Linked DNA regions of Homo sapiens: all the other regions are linked to region 3. Evidence: chromatin contacts called from ENCODE Hi-C or POLR2A ChIA-PET data. All regions are on one chromosome and are shown on one strand. Each heading gives the region's core, a stretch centred on a gene start or an enhancer-like site at or near the end of the contact. The rest is flanking DNA. Distances are from core to core; before and after follow the strand shown.

The links. Hi-C counts contacts between places; a loop is a spot of excess contacts on that map. ChIA-PET counts read pairs that join two places held with the same protein, here RNA polymerase II (POLR2A). Pooled maps may share reads with other maps.
Region 1: a pooled map shows a loop between it and region 3 (3-fold over the local background). The contact joins two enhancer-like sites. A Hi-C loop is called at or near these places in 1 of 168 maps with a recorded cell type or tissue (mammary epithelial cell) and 5 of 50 pooled maps. POLR2A ChIA-PET finds 5 or more read pairs at or near these places in 5 of 52 experiments (activated B cell, activated CD4-positive, alpha-beta T cell, activated T-cell and 2 more).
Region 2: a pooled map shows a loop between it and region 3 (4-fold over the local background). The contact joins the promoter of COQ9 here to the enhancer-like site in region 3. A Hi-C loop is called at or near these places in 4 of 50 pooled maps. POLR2A ChIA-PET finds 5 or more read pairs at or near these places in 5 of 52 experiments (MCF 10A, Panc1, WTC11 and 2 more).

The regions. Positions count from the first base shown.
Region 1 is chr16:57,415,724-57,419,036 of GRCh38, forward strand. It overlaps CCL17 (C-C motif chemokine ligand 17), which reads left to right. Exons shown (of 4, transcript NM_002987.3): 4 at 42-340. The coding sequence ends at 138. Among named protein-coding and RNA genes, the nearest start is that of CCL17, 13 kb to the left of the region's middle. RefSeq lists enhancers at 394-909, 910-1,425, 1,942-2,456. Within about 2 kb of position 1,493, at least 17 of the 41 ENCODE cell types and tissues checked have a DNase peak (open chromatin) inside an H3K27ac peak, as active enhancers do.
Region 2 is chr16:57,445,697-57,448,860 of GRCh38, forward strand. It overlaps COQ9 (coenzyme Q9), which reads left to right and starts at 1,783. Exons shown (of 9, transcript NM_020312.4): 1 at 1,783-1,882. The coding sequence starts at 1,810. CIAPIN1 (cytokine induced apoptosis inhibitor 1) reads right to left here and starts at 1,689. Exons shown (of 9, transcript NM_020313.4): 1 at 1,646-1,689. RefSeq lists an enhancer at 1,601-1,895.
Region 3 is chr16:57,264,663-57,267,897 of GRCh38, forward strand. The region is part of intron 1 of PLLP (plasmolipin); the gene reads right to left. Among named protein-coding and RNA genes, the nearest start is that of PLLP, 18 kb to the right of the region's middle. Within about 2 kb of position 1,574, at least 18 of the 41 ENCODE cell types and tissues checked have a DNase peak (open chromatin) inside an H3K27ac peak, as active enhancers do.

The DNA of each region.
Region 1 (3,313 bases), core at 243-2,742, 150 kb after region 3:
TCCCCCCCTGCCACTCCTGGTAACGTCCTCCTTCTGTGTAGTTTTGTAACTGTGCAGGGCAGGGCCATCTGTTCGGACCCCAACAACAAGAGAGTGAAGAATGCAGTTAAATACCTGCAAAGCCTTGAGAGGTCTTGAAGCCTCCTCACCCCAGACTCCTGACTGTCTCCCGGGACTACCTGGGACCTCCACCGTTGGTGTTCACCGCCCCCACCCTGAGCGCCTGGGTCCAGGGGAGGCCTTCCAGGGACGAAGAAGAGCCACAGTGAGGGAGATCCCATCCCCTTGTCTGAACTGGAGCCATGGGCACAAAGGGCCCAGATTAAAGTCTTTATCCTCAGTCTGTGTCAGCGTGTCTGTCCCCACAGCGCAAGATGCGCTTCCACTCCGGCCTGTCACTCTGGGAGGGTTCTCAGAGAACCTCTGGTCCTGCCCTGTGCAGGTCGGAAAGGGAAACTGAGGCTGAGAAGGGCACGTGGCTTCCGCAGACCACGCACCAGTGAGGGGAGGCCCTGGTGAGAGGCCCGGGCAGGGGCGGGGTTGGCGGGGTCCTGGGAGGCGGCCGCTGGATTCTCTCCCTACCCACCCCAAGGTCTCCCGGTTTCCCCCCAGCCCAGCTCCTGTTCTTGCCCCACGTGGAGCTGAGGACAAACTTCCCCGAGGTGCTGGAGTCAATTTCACAGACTGGCCAGGACCCTGCCGCAGGCCACAGCTCTGCCCAGTGCTGGGGAGCCCCCTGGCCAAGGGTGGGGGAAGCTTGTAGCCCTGTCCTTGCCTTCCCCTGCACTCACTGCAGTCCAGCTGGCCCGGCTCCTCCTGGCCCTGGCTCCCTCTCCCCGCTCAAACTCCAGACCCCAGCTCCAGGGCGAGGGGGCTCTGTGGGTCCTGGGCCCTCTGCCTGCGGCTGACTTCCTAGCCCACTCCAGGCTCAGGCAGGCGGGCGCCACGCGGCCCTGTGGTTCCTCCTGACTGAAGTGTGATCCCCACCCGGCCCTGGCTGCGCCCAGCCTGCCGGAAGCCGGCCCAGCACAACCGCCCACCGACTCGCTCCCCCAGCTCTTAGGGACTGCCCTGAAGCCGACCCCTGCTCCGCGTGGTTCTCTCATTGTGTGTGTGTGTGTGTGTGTGTGTGTGTGTGTGTGCGTGCGCGTGTGTGGCAGTCCCAGCTCCTCCATTAGGTTGAGAGCTCCGTGAGCCACTCCGGGGACCCCACACCCCTGTGCTAAAAAAGATGGGGACTAGAGGCTCAGGACACCCCACCCCCAGACCCCTCTGCCCATGCCCAGCTAAGGGCTGAGCACAGAGGAGTCGGGGCCTAAGCCTTCTAGTTCTCTCTCACTCTCCCAACCAGCGATGGGGCCGTGGCTTCTCTCTGAACACAGTTTGGCGGCAGGGGCGCGGGTCCTTCTCTTCCGAGGACCTTGTGGCGGGCATTGTTTGGTGGGGCTGCGGTTAGAAGGGCAATTTCCAGGCCCGGCTGTTGCCTCCTGCTGCTCCCTTGTGGCCAGTCAGCTCATTGCAGGGCAGATGATAGAACCCAAGTTTACTTTCCAGTACGGGCACAGCGATAACGAGGTTGATAAAACCAGTGAACTGGCTTGCCTGTGACTCTAGGGTCTCTTCAGCCGCAAGTGGGCTCATCTCCTGTCCTGATGCCGAGGAGGATCACTTGAACAACTGCCTAAGACCCAGAGTCCTGGGGATGGCCCAGTCTGAGTTCTTCATGGAAAATTGTCCTCTGAATCCACCGGGAGGAGGAAGGATGATCTAAAAAGGGAGGGAGGCAAGGAGAAGCTCCTAAGACAGCAAAGGCCAGAGACAGCCGGGGTCTGGACCCCTGCACCCTGCAGGCGAGAGCTGGAAGGACTCTCAGAGTGCAATGGCTCCATCTCAGCTCACTGCAACCTCCGCCTCCCAGGTTCAAGCGATTCTCCTGCTTCAGCCTCCTAAGTAGCTGGGATTACAGGCGCCCGCCACCACACCCGGCTAATTTTTTTGTATTTTTAGTAGAGACGGGGTTTCACCATGTCGGTCAGGCTGGTCTTGAACTCTTGGCCTTATGTGATCCACTCGCCTTGGCCTCCCAAAGTGCTGAGATTACAGGCATGAGCCACCGCGCCTGGCCTCCAGCAAACTTCGTTTAAAAAAGCAAGACCTTTTTTGTTTTTTCCCTACTGAAATCCTACTCAGAAGCCCATATTGTAAGCTTAGGTAAGTAGAGCTGCCGTGGAGGCCTGTGAGGAGGTGGGGAGTTGCCAGAGGGTCCCTGAAAGTGAGATAGGGTGGGGCATTGCATAAAGGCAGGGAAGAGGTGGATCCAGGACTGGCAACAAAACGCAGGATTCAGAATCCAAGTATTCACGAGCAGCATCCGGTGCAAGCTGGGGGATGGTGAGATGCAAGAGATAGGACAACTGCCATGTGACCTTAGGGCATTTTAAGGAGGTGTGACCTGGAGACTGCTGTGATTGGAAAGACTGCTGGGAGGGAAAAAGAGGAATGGGCAGGTTCGGGGTGAAAAGTGAGGAGAAGCGCCAGACTTATGTTGTTTCTTTCACCTGGTAGGTGCCTCCCCTCCTCCCCCACCCCACCCCTGCTTTTTTTTTTTTTTTTTTTTTTTTTTTTTTTCAGATGGAGTCTGGCTCTGTGACCCAGGCTGGAGTGCAGTGGTGCGATCTGGCTCACTGCAACCTCTGTCTCCCGGGTTCAAGCGATTCTCATGCCTCAGCTTCCTGAGTAGCTGGGATTATAGGTGTGCACCACCACACCTGGCTGATTTTTGTATTTTTAGAAGAGATGGGGTTTTACCATGTTGGCCAGGCTGGTCTCGAACTCCCGAGCTCAAGTGATCCGCCCACCTCGGCCTCCCAAAGTGCTGGGATTACAGGCGTGAGCCACTATTCTGAAATCCAGTTTCTCTTCAACGCTCAACTCAGTGCTGCCTCTGCCACAGCCAGCCTACTCAACCTCAGCTGTGTGTCCTCCACCTGCACCCAACGCTCACCTTAGTCTAATCCTGACCACACTCTACCCCTTGTAATTGGAGCTGCTTGGGTGATTTACCCAATAAACTCACTGAGCAGGTATTTGGGTCAGGAAACAGTACCAGACTCATTTATGAGGAGGGAAAAAAGCTTTGTGCACAGTGTATATTTGATTTATACATTTTCATCAGTGCTGCTCAGGTGAATTCCACAAGGGGCACTAGTGGGGAAAGAGAAATTTCCTGGGGAGCCCTAATAACCCGGCTTGAAGCATATTGCATCTCCAAACGTGGAAATTAGAATTGGGTTGTTTTCCAGTGGCCCACCAG
Region 2 (3,164 bases), core at 533-3,032, 180 kb after region 3:
GGCACAATTACAACCTGCAAATGAGACCTAAGAAACCTACTATGTGCCTGTCCCTACACGGGAGACAGACAAGAAGACACTTGTTCCCTGCCCTCAAGAGAACGCTCTGTCTAGACACTTAGACTAAGACCTTAGAGGTTTTTTTTTTTTTTTTTTTTTTTTTTTTTTTGGCAGAGTCTTGCTCTGTTGCCCAGGCTGGAGTGCAATGGCACAATCTTGGCTCACTGCAACCTCCGACTCCGGGGTTCAAGCGATTCTCCCGCCTCAGCCTCCCAAATAGCTGGGATTACAGGCACCCACCACCACACCCAGCTAATTTTTGTATTCTTTGTAGAGATGCGGTTTCGCCATGTTGCCCAGGCTGGTCTCGAACTCCTGAGCTCAAGTGATCCACACGCCGCAGCCTCCCAAAGTGCTGGGATTACAGGCATGAGCCTGGCCCAGAATTTTTTTTAAAAAGTGAGAATCAACAATGAAACAGGAACGTCTCCAGGCATTTGGCGTGTGTCAGGAATTAGGGTTTCAGAAAGGATACCCAAATGTTAGTTTCCACAGGAAAGGCTCATTCAAAGATGGATGGATAGAACTCAGAAACAAATCCTTATGGAGAGGAGTGTTTTACCTAAAACCAGAAATATGGATCTAAAATTTTAACCTTTGGGGTAAGTTTTGGCTTAGGAGGTCTTCCCCGCACCCGTGCAGGGGGGAGCCGGATATTCTGAAAAGACTAGATTTGACAAGGGGTGTGCAAAGCACAACTTTAACAGACACAATGATGGGGTCTGACTGCAAACACAAAATCGACAGAATCACATGCTCTTGTCGTCAGTTACTCTTAGCCCAAAAACCGTTTACTTCTTCCTACTAAGCCTTCTCTGATGACACCCCCGTGAAGTGCTCTGTTAGTGGCTAGACCGTGACCTCCTTGAGCCATCCAGAGCTTGGCACTCAGTAATGTCAGAATGAAGGGCACCAGCCTTTCCCGAACTTGCAGATCCTACAAATCACCCGAGGGAGTGGTTAAAATGAGATTCCTGGACCACACCCAGACCCACTCAATCAATCCTTCTGGACAAAGGCCTAGCTGTCTGTTCTAGTAACAAGCATCCTTCCGATCTGGATACTTAATTATATCAACTCAACACGCTGGGGGTTCGGACAAGTTGCAGGTTCGAAATTACAATCGTGAGCTCAGGTACCCCCCGACTCCAAGGCTTTCGTGCTTTGCTGCCAGGAACCCCCAGGGACCAAAACGTCACGGGGACTGAGGCCCAAGGTCACAACGATTGGCTACTGGTAGGACCGGGTCTCAGAACCAGGTCTCCCCGATCCCAAGCTCGGAGCCGTTTCTCCTCAGCGTGGTGTCCCCGGGGCCTCAGAGTAGGGCCGGCTGCGCAAGGGACGAGGCAGCCGGGGAACGGCAGAAATTCCCAGTCAGGACCCCAGGGAGGTTAGGGCCGGCCCTGGCCCCTCACACCGACTTCTCAGGAATAAACCAGCCGGGGCTTTCAGCGGGGCGGCCGTGGCTGCGTTCCCATCGAGGAACGGGGTGGGAAGAGAAAATGAGAGGATGTGGGAACGAGGGTGGGCCGGGAGGGGACAGTTGAGGGAGCTCTGGCGCTCAGCTGGCCCCCACCACTCTCACCTGCCGCCTGGGCTCGCTCCCGGCTTCTCTCCAGCCGTCGACTCCACGCCTTGCGCCTCTCGCGAGAGGAGGAGGCTCCACGGAGCGACGACTTCCGCCCTCCTTAGGGCCGTGGTCCCGTAGCTACCGGTCGCGTCGCCGTGGGCGACGTGCCCGCTTCCAAAATGGCGGCGGCGGCGGTATCTGGTGCGCTTGGCCGGGCGGGCTGGAGGCTCCTGCAGCTGCGATGCCTGCCCGGTGAGGGGGCTGCCAAGCCGGGGAGAGGCGGGGAGCGCGGAGGGGGCGCGAGGCCGGCTTCAGCTGGGTTCGACGGTGGGGGGAAGAGGCCGTTGGGGCGGCCCACGAGCAAGGTGAGGTGAAGGGCATCGGCGCGGGCTCGGGCGAGCCGCCTGGCTAGCTTCGGCCCTGCTCCGCTGTCTGTGAGGGGCAGATGCAGCGGGGCAGGGCCTGTCACCCCCATTTCATGGAGTTGGCAGAGCCTCAGAGAGGGCTCGGGGTACGAAAGTCACGCAGCCTGAGCCTGTTGGTTACAGAACTGGCAGTCGCAGACCCATTCTCAAGTCCATTGCCAAGTCCACTGGAAGGACAGGTGGACACGGCCACAGAGAGCCTAGTCCATTGTTTCCCGAAAGCCAGCCGTTTCCTCACCACTTCACGAATTCTGTGATACTCTCTTACCACCTTTGCCACTATGTACTCAGTATTTTTATTTTTAAATAGGAGTTCTTAAAGAGGAAACTTTATATCATTGTCATAAATGGAAAACTAATATCGCCTTCCTTAATTAGAACGTATGCATTAACACTTTAGCATACATACATAACTGATGAAACGTTCACCTGTATTTCACCTAAAATCTTCTCATGACCCTCAGTGGTACTACAGTCATACTTTGCATCTGCTCCTTCCTTTTCAAAGTTTTGCGGATATTTGTGCCGTATCTTTCAGTACATGTATTAAAATATTGATATTTTGGCACATACTATTCTGTTTCTTTTTTTTCTTTTTTTTTTTTTTCTGAGACAGGGTCTGGCTCCTCAGCCTCCCAAGGAGCTGGGACTACAAGTGCGTGCCACCCTACTTGGCTTAATTTTGTTGTTGAGACAGAGTCTCACTCTGTCACCCAGGCTGGAGTGCAGTGGTACAATCTCGGCTCACTGCAGCCTCTACCTCCTGGGTTCAAGTGATTCTCCTGCCTCAGCCTTCCTAGTAGCTGGGGTTGTGCCACCATGCCCAGCTAATTTTTTATTTTTAGTAGACGGGGTTTCACCATGTTGGCCAGGCTAGTCCAAAACTCCTGACCTCAAGTTATCTGCCTGCCTCAGCCTCCCAAAGTGTTGGGATTACAGGTATGAGCCACCGCCTAGCCCCCTTTTGTTGTATTTATACAAAATTCCAAACTAAAGATGTGTAGTAAAAGTAATGTCTATGACCCCGCAAATCCACCAAGAGAAATGAAGGTATGTGTCTACAAAAAAGTTAGTACAAGTATATTCATAGCAATTTTATTCATAGTAGC
Region 3 (3,235 bases), core at 324-2,823:
ATACAGGGAGCCCATCTCTGCCAAATACTTTAAAAATTAGCCGAGTGTGGTGATGGTGCACCTGTGGTCCCAGCTACTTGGGAGGCTGAGTGGGGAGGATCGCTTGAACCTGGGAGGTTGAGGCTACAGTGAGCCATGACTGTGCCACTGTACTCCAGCCTGAGCAACAGCAAGACCCTGTCTCAAAATAAACGAAAATAAATAAAATTAAAATTAAGTAAAGTTAAAATTAAATTAACAAAATAAATTAATAAGAAGCAGGTGTCCATCTGTGAACTGCCCCTGGCCTTGCCTCCCCCCAACCCAAGTAAGGGGCTCAGCCCAAAGTGGGAGGCCCAGGGAAGGTGTCCCGCTCTCCAGGGCTCAGCACCTGCTCCTCCCCACACTGGGGTGAAGCTCCAGGGATCCACCCCCCAACACACAGCACCCTGCCAGCCTCTGCTGCCCGTCAGCACTCTCACCGCCGCAAGCAGGCCAGGTGAGGGTAGGCAGGTGAGGAAGCCAGGGCGGAGCCACAGGGCCTTGCCCGCTGTCACACACCAAGCTGGGGGCAGAGCCCTTACGAGTGTGGACCCAGGGCAGGATGTCTCAGAACAACACCCTGCCAGAAACAGACACACCTGGAGAGGCCACGAACCCCCAGAGCTGGGGGGAGGCCAGTGTTCTGAAGGAGAACAAACACTTCGGGCAGCACGCCTCCGTCCCTTCTCCAGGTGAGAACTGGGTGCGTCCAAGATAAACAATTATTTTTTCATTTAAAGCCAATTCCTCATGGGCCTCCGCTGCCACTGTGTTGCCAGCTTCCAACTAACTAAAGGAAAGTCAGAAAATGCAATGAACCAAAAATCAAGAAAAGACCAATTCAGGTTTCCACTATCATATGCCTATCAATCACCTGTCCCATGACTCACAGCCTAGGTCACAATAACCACTCAATGCCTTCTCGCTCTGTGCCAGACACATCTCATTGATTCCTCCATCACCAGACCCTCCTCAAATGTTCTATCTGTTATTCCCATCTTCCAAAGGGAATCTCAGGAGGCAATGTGCCTGAGGTCACTGTGGGTAAAGGACAGGGCAGGAGGCCGGGTGCAGTGGCTCACACCTGTAATCCCAGCACTTTGGGAGGCTGAGGCAGGTGGATCACTTGAGCTCAGGAGTTCGAAACCAGCCTGGACAATATGGAAAACCCCATCTCTACCAAAAATATAACATTTAGCTGGGCATAGTAGCATGTGCCTGTGGTCGCAGATACTTGGGAAGCTGAGGTGGAGGATCAATGGAGCCTGGGAAGTCAAGGCTGCAGTGAGTCATGATGGCGCCACTGCACTCCAGCCTAGGTGACAGAGACCCTGTCTCAAAAAATAAATAAAAATTTTAAAAGGATAGGGAAGGACAGGAACCCAGATCCGTGCTTCCTTGGAACCTGCGCTACTATGAGTTATTTAGTGAAGTGTAAAAAATGAGGACACTTCAGCTGGCTCTAGGAGCCAGTCTGGGCTGGGCACCCAGGCTCCCCCCACTGCCCGCCGCCATCCCTGCCCCGCCCTGTGCTGTGCTCCAGCCCCACCCCTGGTTTCCAGATCAGCGAACACAGCGTCCAGATGAAGCCGGTGGATAAGGACTGGGAATTTCTGGCGTTCTTTCTGGCTGTGCTGCCTGGCTCTGTGCCTGCGGAGCTGCCTCGGTTTCTGCCCTAGAACAAGGAAGGTTCGTTCCTGCATTTGAACCAGACAGACTGGTTTCTCCTGGTTCCTGAGCCCCCAGCCCAGTCCCCCAAGAGAGACCCTGCTCGGAACAGGGCACCCAACACAGGCCTCGCTGTGGGCATCTCTCTGGGTTAATATATTTAACAAATGTCTATGGAGAAGGGGCCAAGAAAGATCTCACTGGCAAGGTGATGATAAGCAAAGACCCAGGGAGGTGAGGGAGGGGCAGGGAGGGTGCCACGTGGGTATCTGAGAACAGAACTCTATGCCTTCACCCCTGGGCCCTGCAGGTCTCTCTTGCTTACATGTTCGTCTGTCCCCGTGTTTCTCTGGAGGTGTCTACATGAATATCTAACTGTCTCTCTCCTACACACACAGGCAAACCACATCCTCCCCTCCTTCCCAGCTCTCTGAGGTCCCTGCCATGCCTCCCCAGACAGGTCCTGCAGATAAACAAAGGGAACTGTCTGGAAATCTCAAGGGCACAGGGCCTTTTTTTTTTTTTTTTTTTTTGCTTTTCTGAAAACCTGAATAATTTGGATTAGGAACTTTTTTTTACATATGAAGACTACAGTGTCAAAAACGACCTTTGCATCTTCAAAGAATTTCCAAACAATTGGGTAACGAAGAGATGTTTTTGTTAAAACCACCTGTGGCATCAGAGAGAAGATTCGTCACAAATGCCCAACCAAGAGGCACTCCTTGCTGCAGTGAAACCCTGTTATTACAGTTTCCCCAGAAGCTGCCAACACTGACAGCCAGACAGGCCAGGTTCCTGCAGGGTGCATGCCCTTCACTGACTCTGAGGGAAGTTTTTCCTCATCTCTTATTGTGGTTTGCAATGTGTTCCCCAAAATATGTTCAAGTTCTAACCCCTAGTACCTGGGAATGTGGCCTTATTTGAAAACAGGCTCTGGCCAGGCGCAGTGGCTCATACCTGTATTCCCAGCACTTTGGGAGCCTGAGGTGCATGATCAGTTAAGGACAGGAGTTTAAGACCAGCTTGGCCAATATGGAGAAACCCATCTCCAGTAAAAATACAAAAATTAGCCGGGCATGGTGGTGGGTGTCTGTAGTCCCAGCTACTCAGGAAGCTGAGGCAGAAGAATCACTTTGAACTCAGGAGGCAGAGGTTGCAGTGAACTGAGATTGCACCACTGCACTCCAGCCTGGGGGACAGAGTGGGACTCTGTCTCAGAAACAAAACAAAACAAAACAAAACAAGGCCTGGCATGGTGGATCATACCTGTAATCCCAGCACTTTGGGAGGCTGAGGCAGGTGGATCACCTAAGGTCAGGAGTTCAAGACCAGCCTGGCCAACGTGGTGAAACCCTGCCTCTACTAAAAATACAAAAAATTAGCCAGGCATGGTGGCATGTGCCTGTAATCCCAGCTACTTGGGAGAGGCAGGAGAATCGCTTGAACCTAGGAGACAGAGGTTGCAGTGAGCCGAGATCGCACCACTGCACTCCAGCCTGGGCAACAAGAGCGAAACTCCGTCTCAAAAAAAAAAAAAAAAGAAAGA